3 separate regions of the Homo sapiens genome follow, and regions 1 and 2 are each linked to region 3. Evidence: chromatin contacts called from ENCODE Hi-C or POLR2A ChIA-PET data. All regions are on one chromosome and are shown on one strand. The core of a region is the stretch at or near the end of the contact, and the rest is flanking DNA. Distances in the headings are between cores, read along the strand shown. Region 1 holds the start of LINC02288 (long intergenic non-protein coding RNA 2288). Region 2 overlaps LINC01629 (long intergenic non-protein coding RNA 1629). Region 3 holds the start of VASH1-AS1 (VASH1 antisense RNA 1).

The links. Hi-C counts contacts between places; a loop is a spot of excess contacts on that map. ChIA-PET counts read pairs that join two places held with the same protein, here RNA polymerase II (POLR2A). Pooled maps may share reads with other maps.
Region 1: a pooled map shows a loop between it and region 3 (2.2-fold over the local background). The contact joins the promoter of LINC02288 here to the promoter of VASH1-AS1 in region 3. A Hi-C loop is called at or near these places in 3 of 50 pooled maps. POLR2A ChIA-PET finds 5 or more read pairs at or near these places in 3 of 52 experiments (IMR-90, WTC11 and activated CD4-positive, alpha-beta T cell).
Region 2: a loop to region 3 is called in a pooled map, with 2.5 times the contacts of the local background. The contact joins the enhancer-like site here to the promoter of VASH1-AS1 in region 3. A Hi-C loop is called at or near these places in 1 of 50 pooled maps. POLR2A ChIA-PET finds 5 or more read pairs at or near these places in 3 of 52 experiments (BJ, T-cell and activated T-cell).

What each region holds. Positions count from the first base shown.
Region 1 is chr14:77,037,918-77,042,661 of GRCh38, forward strand. LINC02288 (long intergenic non-protein coding RNA 2288) reads left to right here and starts at 3,132. Exons shown (of 4, transcript NR_110554.1): 1 at 3,132-3,360. RefSeq lists a silencer at 2,305-2,494 and enhancers at 2,604-3,335, 2,611-4,744, 2,745-2,834.
Region 2 is chr14:76,962,188-76,966,513 of GRCh38, forward strand. It overlaps LINC01629 (long intergenic non-protein coding RNA 1629), which reads left to right. Exons shown (of 3, transcript NR_133913.1): 2 at 144-420; 3 at 3,428-3,615. Among named protein-coding and RNA genes, the nearest start is that of LINC01629, 4.7 kb to the left of the region's middle. Within about 2 kb of position 1,349, at least 4 of the 41 ENCODE cell types and tissues checked have a DNase peak (open chromatin) inside an H3K27ac peak, as active enhancers do.
Region 3 is chr14:76,784,156-76,788,475 of GRCh38, forward strand. VASH1-AS1 (VASH1 antisense RNA 1) reads right to left here and starts at 2,569. Exons shown (of 2, transcript NR_104184.1): 1 at 1,930-2,569. It overlaps ANGEL1 (angel homolog 1), which reads right to left. Exons shown (of 10, transcript NM_015305.4): 10 at 1,854-4,320. RefSeq lists an enhancer at 667-716.

The DNA.
Region 1 (4,744 bases), core at 1,882-4,381, 250 kb after region 3:
TAAAATACTTCTTACCACCACCATCCCTACCCAGCCTCCCCCGTGGTTGCCTCGGTTTCCTTTTGGGACAAGCAGTCTGTGCACAAGCGCACCTGGTTTGCAACGCCCAGAGCGTTTGAAATGGGTTCAAAGCCTAGGGATGCGCGGGCTCCTCTCTCCTCCCCTCCTCTTCCTTCCCTCTCCCTGGGCCCTTGATGTCCCTCCGACGTTCCCTGGACGTTGTGAAGTGACAAGCAAGAAAGCATATACTGTCTGCTCACATTTTTAAGGGCAGGAAACCTGACTCACCCCCAGACCACGCGCCCCAAGGAGGGGCACTTGCATTTTCCGGCGGGTGGGGGGGCGGCCTCTACTAGGGTTAGCTGGGGCCGGCCTGGAGGCTGCCCCCTCCTCTTCCTCCTTCTCCTACCCCCACCCCACATCATGCCCGCAGATTACCGCCCCCACTTCCCCCGCCAGTCCCCTTCACCTACTCTCCCCAAGAACAGATTGTTTATCAGAACGGGCAGCCAAGAAACCTACTCCTGTTTCTGGCCTCTGCCAGAGATTAATCACACTTGGGAATGGCACAAAACTTGACTGTGTTGGGAAGGGGTGAGGCGTAGGGGGTAGGAAGGTGGGGAGATGTGGGGTGGGGGGATAGTTAAAAGGAAAGACCAATACATTTGACAAGGTGACCAAATCGGGGTTACCGCTGCCTCTCCCCTCCTTTAATTTTAGTAAGTCAGTGCAGAAGACGGAATTCTACTTCATTCCCACTCCCTCTACCCCCACCCCCAATTACCTTCCTTCTTCTCTAGGTCTTCATGTTTGATGCTTTAATAGTACTGACTGGCTTTTAATTCTGATTAACATTCTCAGCTGGTGCGTGCGTGTGTGTGTGTGTGTGTGTGTGTGTGCGCGCGCGCGCCCTCGAGCGCGCGTTGGGGCCTGGCAAGACACACTCAAACCGGACTGCCTGACAAATCCCCCCTTTTCATCCTTCTCTTTGAAATGACATCAAGATGGACTTGTGGGGGGGGAGGGATGAAGAGAGGAGGCACGGAAAAAAGAGAGGGAGGGGGAAGGAATTTATGTGCTTTTCTACGGCAGCTAGTAAAATTCCTAAGGGAGAACAAATGCCAAAATTGACTGTCTTGGTGTATTTTAGACCCGATCGTCAGGGTGAATCATGTCAGGGCTTTGCAGTGGACCTGCAGCCTGGGAGCTGAAGACAGGGACACGAAACATCCCTGTGTCTGGGAGGTGCCCTTCTGAAAGAGGCAGGAGATGGGTATTTGCTCTCACCAGGCTCCTCTCCTTCAGGATTTTTTTTTTTCTAATTCATTGCAAGATGGAGTTTTTTTTTAAAAAATTGGCACTGATAAAAGCCAAGGATAGAAAACTCCCCATAAAACACGGCCCCCCAAGGGAAGTGCAAAACCCATTTGATGCAAAATATAGATATCTTCACCCTGGATTTTTCCCCCTTTGCTTTACAACTCTGCAGACATCAGGTTAGCAAAAGGTAATAAATAGTCCTTGCACAGCAGGGTCTGGACTAGTGAAAACAGTTTACTGAAATTAATGGGCCTCGTTTGAACCAAAACCTCCACTTTGGAATTAATGCCAGACATAGTTTTCCTGAACTCTATCCAACCGCCTAAGCGGCAGACAATTTTCATTCTATTTGTGCTGGAAAATAAAGCCCAAGCCCTTGATCTCAGTGTAGATTTTCATTAAAAAAAAAAAAAAAGTACAGTGAATACTATGCCAATTTCCACTTTCTGCCCATAGAAGCCCTTGTGCTCTGGGCTGTGCGTGACGGTCAGAAGTTATCTGGTAAACTTTGCATTGAAAAGCATCTCCGAACTCCCTCCCCATCTGTGGCCTCACAGCTTTCACCATGACATCTGAGAGATTCAAGGAAAGCTCCAGAAACAGGCTTAGCTCTCAATAACAACCCTCTTCCCTACAGATCTTAGAAAGGCTGGATCTGAACAACGCTGCCTGCAAGACCTCCATTCCCACCCTAAATAAAGCGCCAAACCATCCAACCGAAACCCACCCCTCCTCCCCTGGTACTCAGGGTGTCTACAGCTCTGAGGCTCCCTTTATTTTTATTTTTATTAATGTATTTTTAAGGCTGAAAGGCACACACACCACACGCATTCACACCCAGTGGTTATGGGGTTTTGGCAGGTACGCGGAGACCCGGTGCCCCAGCTGTCAGTGTCTGATCCCAACCCCTCCTCCTCCTCCCTCCGTTATTTATTAATAAAAGCCTGGTCGTGGGCAGCCGGCGTTCTGGTTTTCATTGTACAGTCTGCACTGGTGACACAGGACATGTGGAAAATTTTGAGAGCACTGCGGTGAATAGTGTGGAGGGGGAGCGTGAGCAGGGGGAGGGGAGGGGAGGGAGGGGAGCGAGTTACTTTTTAGCTTCCGCTAAGTACTTGGCGGCTCGCCAGGCCCGGAGAATTGTGGGAAGCGAAAACCTCCCCAGTATAAACTGCCAGCTTTAAGCAGCCCTGACAGTTCTGCTCCTTCCAAACTTGGCAGCCGTTCAAAGTGCTCTTTCATTTGAAATGCTGGAAGCCTGCCATGTGCAATGCAGATTTGCTGTGCCTGTGCGCAGAAGGAACTGATAAATGCCGTTGCAGTTGCCATGGGGACAGGAGGCTATCAGAATGGCCTTGTGATCCGCAGCCTCTCTGCGCGGCAGGCTCTCGTTCTCCCCCTCCCGCCCCTCCTCCCTCTAGTCAGTGAGATGGTGAAATAAATGTTCTGGAAAAAGGTTAACCCTCCCCGCTCTGGTTCCGAGGGTGAGAGGAGGTTAACCTCTAAGCACTTCCTTGGCCTTAAGTGCCAGCCCGGAGCACAGGTGTCAGCGCCGTCCTTGGGTGGGTCACCATCCTCCCGCTCTCCTCTTTCACACCCCCAGCTTTCTTCCTGCTCCCTGGGGGCTTTCACAAAGCGGTATTTTTAATAGAGGCTTTTCAGCAAGCTCAAGTGTAAGTCTTTGAGTCATCAAAACCCGGATGTAAACACAGCAGCCCTGCATTCTGCACAGTTTGCGTGTATTTTATCTTTTTAATAATATTTAGCTGGCAACTTAAAACTGCAAGGATGCCAGATATTTTAGCCAGCCACTTACATCATGCAGCATCCATCTTGGGGAGAGTGGTGGCGGGTCCTTTCCTTGTTCTCTTGCTCCCTGCCGCCTACCTGAGACCGCAGGAAATCTGGGTCTTTCTGAAGGCATCTTCTTGTGGTGTAGTCCCCTTGGAACCGCGGCCTTTAGAATGAACATGACATCACCTTGGGCAACAACGACAGAGGGTGTGTTCCTGTAGGAGACAAGACACGGGGAGATCCAAGGTGAAACAGATCTATCATTTACGCTGCGCCAATTTCAGGTGTGTGAGGGTGCACAGTCTGGATCATCAGCCCCCCATTTAGCACGAACTGCCGTTTGAAACACAGTCTGATTTAATGTACAGAAACAAAATAGCACATTCAGATTTGGTATATTTTCAGGCCTGTAATGCCAACACTCCGGGTGGCCTGTTTAATGGGGAAAAAATGAAATATTCCACTCCAGCCCAGGCCTATGGAAACCAAAGAGGTTTAGTGATTTATTTACATTGGGGGTAAAAACGGTGAGCAGTATTCCTTCTCGGCTCGCTACTTCCTGAAGGTTTCCTGAACCTAAACATTCGTTAACATCCCAGGAAGGGAACTTATTTTTCCTGTGGCTTTCAATATTTTCTGCTAAATATATTTCGGCACACTGTTTATCTTGGGCTTCAGCTTTCAGACCTTTATGCACTTTTAACACCTTGAGGCTGTTTCACTGAAAAATGGTGTATGTTAATTAAAGAGGACTTTATGTGCTGGGCATTAAGGCAGGGGGGATTTCTGTTTTGATCTGTCTGTATAATGAGGGGCTTCAGGATGAAACACAAGTCAGAGGCCTGTTAGCTTCGTGAAGCCCTTTTGACAAAGCGGGACCTTGAATGTGGGCCCTTGTATTCAAACACTTGAAGACCACAGAATGTTGAACTGAACGAAACATTTCTTCCTAAGTGCATGGTGAACATGGAGGCCAGGAGACGAGAAAGACTGAAAATGCCCCAAGTTCCTGGGGCTTAGCTGCAATTTCTTTGAACTTGACTGTCTCTGGGTGTCTGCTCGTGATTGTCACGGCAGCTCTGGCCAAGGCGATGCACTCTGTCTCGCTGGAATTTCCTGATTCCAAAGTAGCCCCTTCCAAATAAATAATCAACAAACGCCATCTGCTTCACCTTGCCAGCAGGCACAGAGCTGAAGGGTTAGCTAAAACCTACAATTTTTAGGAGCAGTAGGCTCTTGAGACATTTCAAGATAGGTTTCGACTTGGAATTAAACTAGAGTTAGAGGCAGAAATCAGGTGATTCAGAAAGCAACCCCCCCTCCCTCCCGCCAACTTCCCCAGACAGTCCAGGCAGCTGGGTTTTTGGCTCTCACAGCTGCTAAGCTTTGGCAAGCCAAAAGCATATTTCGTGGTGGTGATTCCTTTCCCAGGTTGACGGACATGTTTCTGTACTGAGCACAAGGCATGTTTCCTGACCGTGTGTGAATCAGAGGCTGCATTTTTATCCAGGGCTTCTGGTGACAGTTTTAAGCTGGATGAACAAAGCAGACCCTGACATGTCCCTGTCATCAAGGTCAAGAGATACAGAATCTATCCTAAATGTTCGCCACCTCTAGCCCAGATGTATTA
Region 2 (4,326 bases), core at 99-2,598, 180 kb after region 3:
GCTTCAGCTTCTCACCCTAGAGCTTGAGCCCTGGTCCTTTCTTAAGGCAGGGGCTATTGCCCAAGTCCTGGGCTGCACCCAATTCGTCAAAAGTCTCGATTCATCAATAGTCAAAAATATTTATCAAATGCATTCTGTTCCAGGCTCTAGGAATGCAGTGCAAGACAGGCAAGGTTCTTGCTCATACAGAGCTTCTAGAAACCTGGGATACAGAGATGCAATCAAGTGATAAAACACATGGATGAAGGCTCTGCCATTGAACACATGGTTCTTGACAAGCCCACAGAGAGGCACAGCTAAGCCAGCCCTGGGGAGCCAGGGAGGGTTCCCTGGAGGGAGAGAAGCTGGATCCAGGTCTGAAAGATGACTTGAAGTCAGCCATGAGCAAGGAAGAGATTTTCCAGGCCAAGCGAACAGCCTGTGAGTGGTGCCATTTGGGTGAGGCTGGCTGGAGCTCACAGGGTGGGAGGGAGTGCAGGGAGCTGGGGTCCCCAAAGGTGGAAAGAAGCCAGACCCAAAAGGACTTTGAAATTCTGCTCAGCCATTTGGATTTTGTCCTGAGGGTGATGGAGATTTGTGAGCCCCAAATATCTGAGACAGGTCCCAGTCCCTTTAGAAAGTTTATTTTTGCCAAGGGTAAGGACAAGCCCATGACACAGCCTTAGGAGGTCCTGAAGACAGGTGCGCAAGGTGGTCAAGGTACAGCTTGCTTTTATACATTTTAGGGAGATATAATACATCAATCAATATATGTAAGATTTACATGGGTTCTGGCCGGGCGCGGTGGCTCATGCCTGTAATCCCAGCACTTTGGGAGGCCAAGGCAGGAGGATCACCTGAGGTCGGGAGTTCAAGACCAGCCTGACCAACATGGAGAAACCATCTCTACTAAAAATACAAAAAAATTAGCTGGGTGTGGTGGTGCATGCCTGTAATCTCAGCTATTCGGGAGGCTGAGGCAGGAGAATCATTTGAACCCGGGAGGCAGAGGTTGCAGTGAGCCAAGATCACGCCATTGCACTCCAGCCTGGGCAACAAGAGCGAAACTCCATCTCAAAGAAAAAAAAAAAAAGATTTACATGGGTTCGATCTGGAAGGACGGGACAACTCGAAGTGGGGGGCTTCCAGGTCATAGTTAGATTTGAACATAAACTGATTGGCAATTGGTTGAAAGAGTTATTGTCAGCAGAAAGGAATCTCTGAGCTATGATAAGGGGTTGTGGAGACCTAGGTTTTATCATGCAGTTGAAGCCTCCAGTAGCAGGCTTTCGAGAGAATGGACTGTAAATGTTTCTTATCAGACATAAGGTTTGTGTTGATGTTGATGTTAGGGGTATAATGAGGCTTGGCTTCCCTTCATGGCCTGAACCAGTCTTTCAGGTTAAATTTTAGACTGCCCTGGCTGAGGAGGAAGTCCATTCAGATGGCTGGTGGCTGGGGGGTGAGGGGTGTGGGGTGTTCCATACACAGCCATGGAAGGGCCTCAAGCCAGAGAGACATAATAAATGGAAGTGGGAGGCAAGACTGGACAAAGAGAGACCCGTCAAGAGTTTGTTACAGGCCGGGTGTGGTGGCTCACACTTGTAATCCCAGAACTTTGGGAGGCCAAGGCAGGCGGATCACGAGGTCAAGAGATCGAGACCATCCTGGCCAACGTGGTGAAACCCCGTCTCTACAAAAATTAGCTGGGCATGGTGGCACGCGCCTATAGTCCCAGCTACTAGGGAGGCTGAGGCAGGAGAATCGCTTGAACCCAGGAGGCAGAGGTTGCAGTTAGCTGAGAGGGTTCCACTGCACTCCAGTCTGGCGACAGAGCCACACTCCGTCTAAAAAAAAAAAGAAAAAAAAAGAGTTTGGTTGTTGCAGTGGGAAGATGTGAATGGACATGAGAGATATATTTAGGAGACAGGATTGTGGATATGGAGGTTAGAGGAAAGGAAGAAGGGAAGGATGACTCCAGGTTTCCTGCACAAACCATGGTCCCCCCTGTTCCCTACAGGAGGAAGAGTTGGAAGAAGAAGAGCGATAGATAGAGAGAGGAGACAACAAGGTCCCTCTGGGACAGGCTGAATTCCAGATGTCTGTGGGACACTAGGCCATTGGCTATGGTGGTCTGAGACCCTAAACAGGGGCCTGGGATAGGGTTTTAGTCTGGTCACCATGTACACACGGAGGCAGGGTATAGAGTGAGAAGATGGGATGATTGAAAGGCCTGGGACACGAGCCAGGGAAACGCAGGATAGAAATGACTGGCAGAGGCTGGGCACGGTGGCTTACGCCTGTAATCCCCACACTTTGGGAGGCCGAGGTGGGTGGATCACTTGAGGCCAGGAGTTCAAGACCAGGCTGGCCAACGTGGAGAAACCCCATCTCTACTAAAATACAAAAAATTAGCGGGTCATGGTGGCATGCACCTGTAATCCCAGCTACTCAGGAGGCTGAGGCAAGAGAATCTCTTGAATCCTGGAGGCAGAGCTTGCAGTGAGCTGATATCACGACACTGCACTCCAACCTGAGCGACAGACCAAGACTCTGTCTCAAAAGAAAAAAAAAAAAAAGAGGTGACTGACAGAGAATGACCCCAGCAAAGGACCAGAGAAGGAGCAGTCCACGGAGGACCACTTGGAGAGGGTGGGTGGGGGGAAACCCAGCTCACAGGAGAAGGTGTGGCCGATGGTGTGGCATGCTGCTGAAAGGCCAGGTAGGTGAGAACAGTGGTGAGCACTGTTTCAGTGGTGGTGGTGGCGGAGGGAGAGTGACAAAAAGCATTTGGTTCTGAGCCTGGGAGTAGCAGGCTGGGGGAGGAGCCTAAGGCTAGGCCGGCTCTCAGGAGCAGTGTGGGCCCCAAATATCCTCTTCTGTGATCTTTTTACCTTTTGGCAAAGTGTTATTTAAATGTATTTAAATCTTTTAAGGAAATATTTCTAATTTTGTGCCAAAATAAAGCACTGTAAATCCTAGCCACTGTTCCTTTGCTTCCCCAGGGGCCGCAGTGACTGTGTCCAGTCCTTCCTCACCCCGCTGCAGAGTCAGTCCAGGAGGCCTTTACCCACAGCACTGCCACCTCCCTCCACGACCCCTGTCTTTCTCTTCCCCAGATTAAACGCTCCCACTTCTCTCCATTCTTCTTTCTCCACCCCCAGGCCCATTTCTGCCTCGGTTGCCTGCCTCCAACCACAATCCAGTTTTTTGGCTCCCAGAGACAGACATGCCCAGATCTGAACACCACCCACCTGGGTATGTTCTGCCAGTGTGCAAGGTGGGGCCCTCCAGGCCCTCTCCTCCCCTCCCTTTTTCTAGATGCCATTTCCTGCTAAAGCCACCTCTCCCATGGCTATAAACTACCTTCAATCAGGGCACGAACTCTAGAGCACAAGAGAACCTGAGATTCTTTAAAACATTCTAGTTTAATGTCCTCGTTTTACAGATAAAGAAAATGGGTACGGCCAAGACCATAGACCTAGTGATTGTCAGATGAACAATTAGACCCACAGAACCATCCAAGCTACAGAGGACGCATTCTGCCTTCCCTTGGATCCTGTGGTTTGAGGATGGAGGTCTAGGACCGTGGCAGGCTTTTTGTCCCATGAGGGAAGGCCATGGAGCTGAGGAAGGGGAAGAACACACACACCTAATGGAATCTCGAGAGAAAGTTCAGACATCAAAAGACAGAAGCGACAGAGACCCAGGTCTGTGGGGACGCTGTATGGCTGAGTCAAGTCTTGATCAAAGTCAGCATTATATCTGGACTTGCACAGTTTCTGAGCCTTGAAACTCCATTTCGTTTAAGTGAGCTTTTAACTGTCACAGGCAGCTGCATGCACACACAAGTCCATGTGATTAGATGTTTCCAAGAGTCTGGAATAACATACCCCAAACTGTTAATAGTGGTTACCCTATAGAAGGGGAGTAGGAAGGTGTGTGTTGGGGTGGAGGATGGTTTGCCAACTGGAAACTCACTCCAGGCTAACATTTATTGCTAGGCACCATTCTAAACTTTGCCAGTAATCCTCTCCCTAGAGGCTGAGGAAGACCACTTCTTCAAGCCCTATTTAATAGACAGCGTGGCCAGGCATGGTTGCTCACGCCTGTAATCCCACCACTTTGGGAGGCCGAGGCAGGTGGATCACCTGAGGTCAGGAGTTCGAGACCAGCCTGGCCAACGTGGTAAAACCTCTTCTCTACTAAAAATACAAAAAAAATTAGCTGGGCTTGGTGGCGGGCACCTGTAGTCCCAGCTACACGGGAGGCTGAGGCAGGAGAATTGCTTGAATCCAGGAGGCAGAGGTTGCAGTAAGCCAAGGTCGCACCACTGCACTCCAGCCT
Region 3 (4,320 bases), core at 1,319-3,818:
TTGTGGACACTGGCCATTTTCTTAGAAAGCAGAAGGAAATGTCATTGCAGACTCCTGGAGGATCAGAACCCGACCTGCTTGGGGGTGGAAGGGGTTACCTCATTTCCTGCTGTCCCATTCCTCAGGCTCACAGCACGCACCTGCCTAATTTAGGCACCTGACTAACTGGGTTAGACCTTTGGGTGCAGGTGGCCCTTCTCAGAGGCCTGACGATGAAGGGGTTGAAGCTCTGCTGCCCCATTTACCAGGAGCTGGCATTTGGACCACTACCGTGGAGGTAGTGACAGGAAGCAGTCATACCAAGAACCAAGCAGAATGGCCCAGAAGCAGGCTGCCTGTAACCCTTAGTGTCTGCCAGCAAGGTGAGGGGACCAGCTGTTGAGGCCTGGCAGAAGATGAGGAGAGGCCACGTCAGGTCAGCTGGCAGGTCACCTCTCTGAGCCCCGTCCAAATGACAATGTGCACACAGATATACAAACTTTTTCCAACCCTGAGCCTGAAAGGACTTGGTTGTTGGAAGCACAAAACCTCCAAGAATTTTAAGTGTAGGCTCTGTTCTCTCCACAGCGAGCTGAGGCTTCAGGCCTTAGGGTCATAGGAGCTGACTGGGGATGGGACAGAAGTGCAGAGTTCCCTCCACAACCCATGAAGTCCACATTCTCTTGCTTCCAGCAGATCTGCACCCTCACCACCATGCTGCCATCTGGCTGGCCCATACCTGGAACAGTCTTGTCTAGCACATTTGCTCAGGAGGGAGAGGAGAGGGGATGGACCAGAGTGATGGGAGCCCAGGGCTGCAGGGCAGCTCCCCCTGGTGGACCCTAGAGGTGGCCCCTCCCACTCCTGGGAGAAGAGAAGCCACACTGTGCATTTCGCAGCCAATCAAAACACAACCCTCCAATAGAGGGCGGAATGGGGTTACCAGAAGCTGGGAAAAGCAGGGGAGGAGAATGAAGAGCAGGTGGATGGTACAAAAATATGGTGAGGACTAAGTTCTAGTATTTGATAGTACAGTAGGGAGACTATAGTTAACAATTTATTGTATATTTCAAAATAGCTAGAAGAATTGGAATGTTCCCAGCACAAGGAAAAGATAAATGCTTGAGGTGATAAATGTCCTTAAATATCCTGACTGGTCATTACACTTTGTACGCATGTATCAAAATACCATATGCAGCCCCAAAATATGTACAACTATCACATGTCAATTTTAAAAAGGAAAAACAAAACAACCAGAACATTCCTCTAGTTAGTAGCTACAACAGGGCAGGAACTGGAGAGAAAAACAAAACAAAAAAAGCAGCAGCCTCCTGACTGGCCATTTCCCTTCTTGGTCTCCAGTTAAAAGCTGCCTCTGAGCTCCCCCAGCCCCAGGCCCCCACCACCAGCCTCTGCCTTCCAAGATAACCTGTCTTGCCTGATCCTGGAAAGGCTTGTGAGAAACTTGGGGTGGTAAGAAATAAACCAAAGGAGATTCTCAAATTCTATCTCTGGGATTTCTGTTTCCTCAGGTGTAAAGGTAGAATCTGAACACCACCTAAACTGCCACCACACAGTGCCACTGTCTTTGCTAGCTGACGTGGAAGTACTGTGCAAACTTAACAGAAGTGCTGTGGAGATGCTAACTGACTGAGGCAACTAGGAGGAACCCTCCCTGCCAGGAAGAGGTTCTTGGGGATATACCTCAAAGCTTAGGGCTTTCAAATACTTCCTAGCCAATGGGCCCAACTGTCCAGCCTGGCTGGGGTAACGATCTACTCCCAACTCCTACCAATAATTCTCTGGAATTCTTAGCACCTTTTTCTTGCCAAAGCCCAAACAAAGCAATTTCAGATCTGAAAATTCTTCACAAGTAGAAGTGATTATTAACTTTAATTTCTATTTCACCAAGGAATGTGAACTGAAATACAGAGAGGTTAAGTAACTTACCTACAGTCACCAGCTGAACAGGCCAAGAGGACAAATGATGTTTCTAATTCCTAGCTGAGTTTTCTTTCTTTTCTTTTCTTTTCTTTTTTTTTTTTTGAGATGGAGTTTCACTCTTGTTGTCCAGGCTGGAGTGCAATGGCATGATCTCGGCTCACCACAACCTCCGCTTCCCAGGTTCAAGCAATTCTCCTGCCTCAGCCTCCAAGTAGCTGGGATTACAGGCATGCGCCATCACGCCCGGCTAATTTTGTATTTTTAGTAGAGACGGGATTTCTTCATGTTGGTCAGGCTGGTCTGGAACTCTCGACCTCAGGTGATCCACCCGCCTCAGCCTCCCAAAGTGCTGGGATTACAGGTGTGAGCCACCGCACCCGGCCGCTAAGTTTTCTTTTTACTAAATCAATTGAGGGGATCGCAACCCAGGTAGTGCAATGGAAGCAACCAAGTGGCTTTAAATCAATCAGATTCTCAGAGACTGATTCAGAGGCCTGGTGTGGGTTCTGGGAACCTGTTCAGGTAAGACAGAAAACCAGATCTGGTTTCAGGGCTCCCAGTGGGCATGTGGGCTTGGCTGGTCTTACTACATAGGGAGGTTGGAAGACAAAAGCACCAACAGAGGTAGGCCTAGGAAGGAAGAGACATTTTTCCAGCGACAGATGGCCCACTGCTCAGCCCTGGCTCCAGAATGCAAAAGAGATCAGAAATAGATGCTCAGCAAGAGGCATGTGCCACCCGCATCATGTCTCATGCAGCTGCCATAGCTTTAATCAGGAAAACACACATCTTATCCCACTTTGCACAGACCCTCCTGAAGTGCAGAAGATACTAGGAGGAGGCATGGGGGGAGCAGATGGAGGAAGAATGAAAAGCAGTCCAAAGAATCATTCTCTCACTTGGGAAGGACAGAAGAAAGCTGTACCCCAGCAGTGTCAAGGCAGGAGGCTTCACTCAAGCCCTGTTCCTCCCAGGCCTCACAGCAGTGGGAATTTACCTCAGCTAATAGAGGGAGATCTTACAACACATTTCTCAATCTAGATTCATGTCTTGAGACCCCACCCCAAGATCAAAAGCTCCTTAGTCTCTTCCTCTGCCCACCTCATTCTTCAGGCCCTCTCTCAAGGACCTAATCCCTTCAGGATCCTAATAAAATGAACAACATTGGGGGGAAAAAAGGTAAACCTTTATTTGGAAAAAGAGTTTAAATAACAATTTAAAACCCCATTTCACTTTCAAAACAGAAACAAGAAAGCAAGGAAAAGATAATCTATCAAGCATCTGCCCTCTGCTGTGGTTAGCCATTTTAAAGCTGCATTTCCCAGCAGAAGAGAACAGTGATGGGCCCTAGTCCTAGGAACCCACAGGGCACTGTCTTGAGACCCTTTTAGGCAGTGTCCAGGGAACAGACAGACAGAATGAATGGTGGGGTGTAGACAGACCTGGGGCTCAGACAGGCACATGCCCAGTACCCAGGAAACAAAGTTTGAAAATATATACACATAGAAAAATAAATTCCCTAGAACCTAGGCATGGAAAGCTTCTAACCATGAATGCAGCAGCACAATGCAAACTGGGTCTTTGGCTTTCAAAAAAAGGAAAGAACCTTAACCCCTGGCTTACTGTCCCGAACTCAAGTCTCTTGACCACTGTCTTCAGTCCCACTTTGGAGGTCGAGTGAGGCAAGAGCAAGTCAAATCTACCAGGGCCAGCAGCCACTCTGACTTAGGGAGATGTGTGGAGGGGCTGGCCCAGGATCTCCCAAGGCCACACCCCAGCAATGAAAGATTAAGGCATGCAGGTGACACAGTGTGGACTAAGGAGTCCCCTGAATAAGCCAGGGTACCCTTCTGTTAGGGGAGGGAAAGCAGACGCAACAAGCAGCTGAGGCCTTGCTGGACAGAGCCAATCCGCAAGTACTGCCACTTCAAATTCTTGGACCAGTTTTGTCCAAGGCCACCTTTCTGCTGAGGCAGTTTGGCCTGAGCTAAATACCAGGGTTTTCTAGAAAGGAAATGGAAGGGAAGCGGGAGATGGGAGATAGCAGAAAGTAAAAAGTGGTGGAAGGAGAGGAACAGAAAATTGCTTCTTAGGAGTGGAGAGGAAAGAGAATCAGCTTAGGTCTTCAGTCCCAGCTGAGGCAGCTGAAGAGTCTACCTGCTCCTTCCCCTACTGGAACTCCTACCCTTGCCCCAGTTCTGCAGGCTGCAGAGTCCAGTGAAACAAGAGTTTCCTGAAGACTCTTTCTCCTCCTAATCCTTAAATAGTTTTAAACCTCATACCACTACCCTAGCCCAATGAACCCCACATAAGGGTTCAAACTTCCGCCTCCCTCAGGGAAGCCTGGGGAAAGGGATGGCCCTTGTGAAATTACACCAGGTCTGTGGGGAGCTCTGG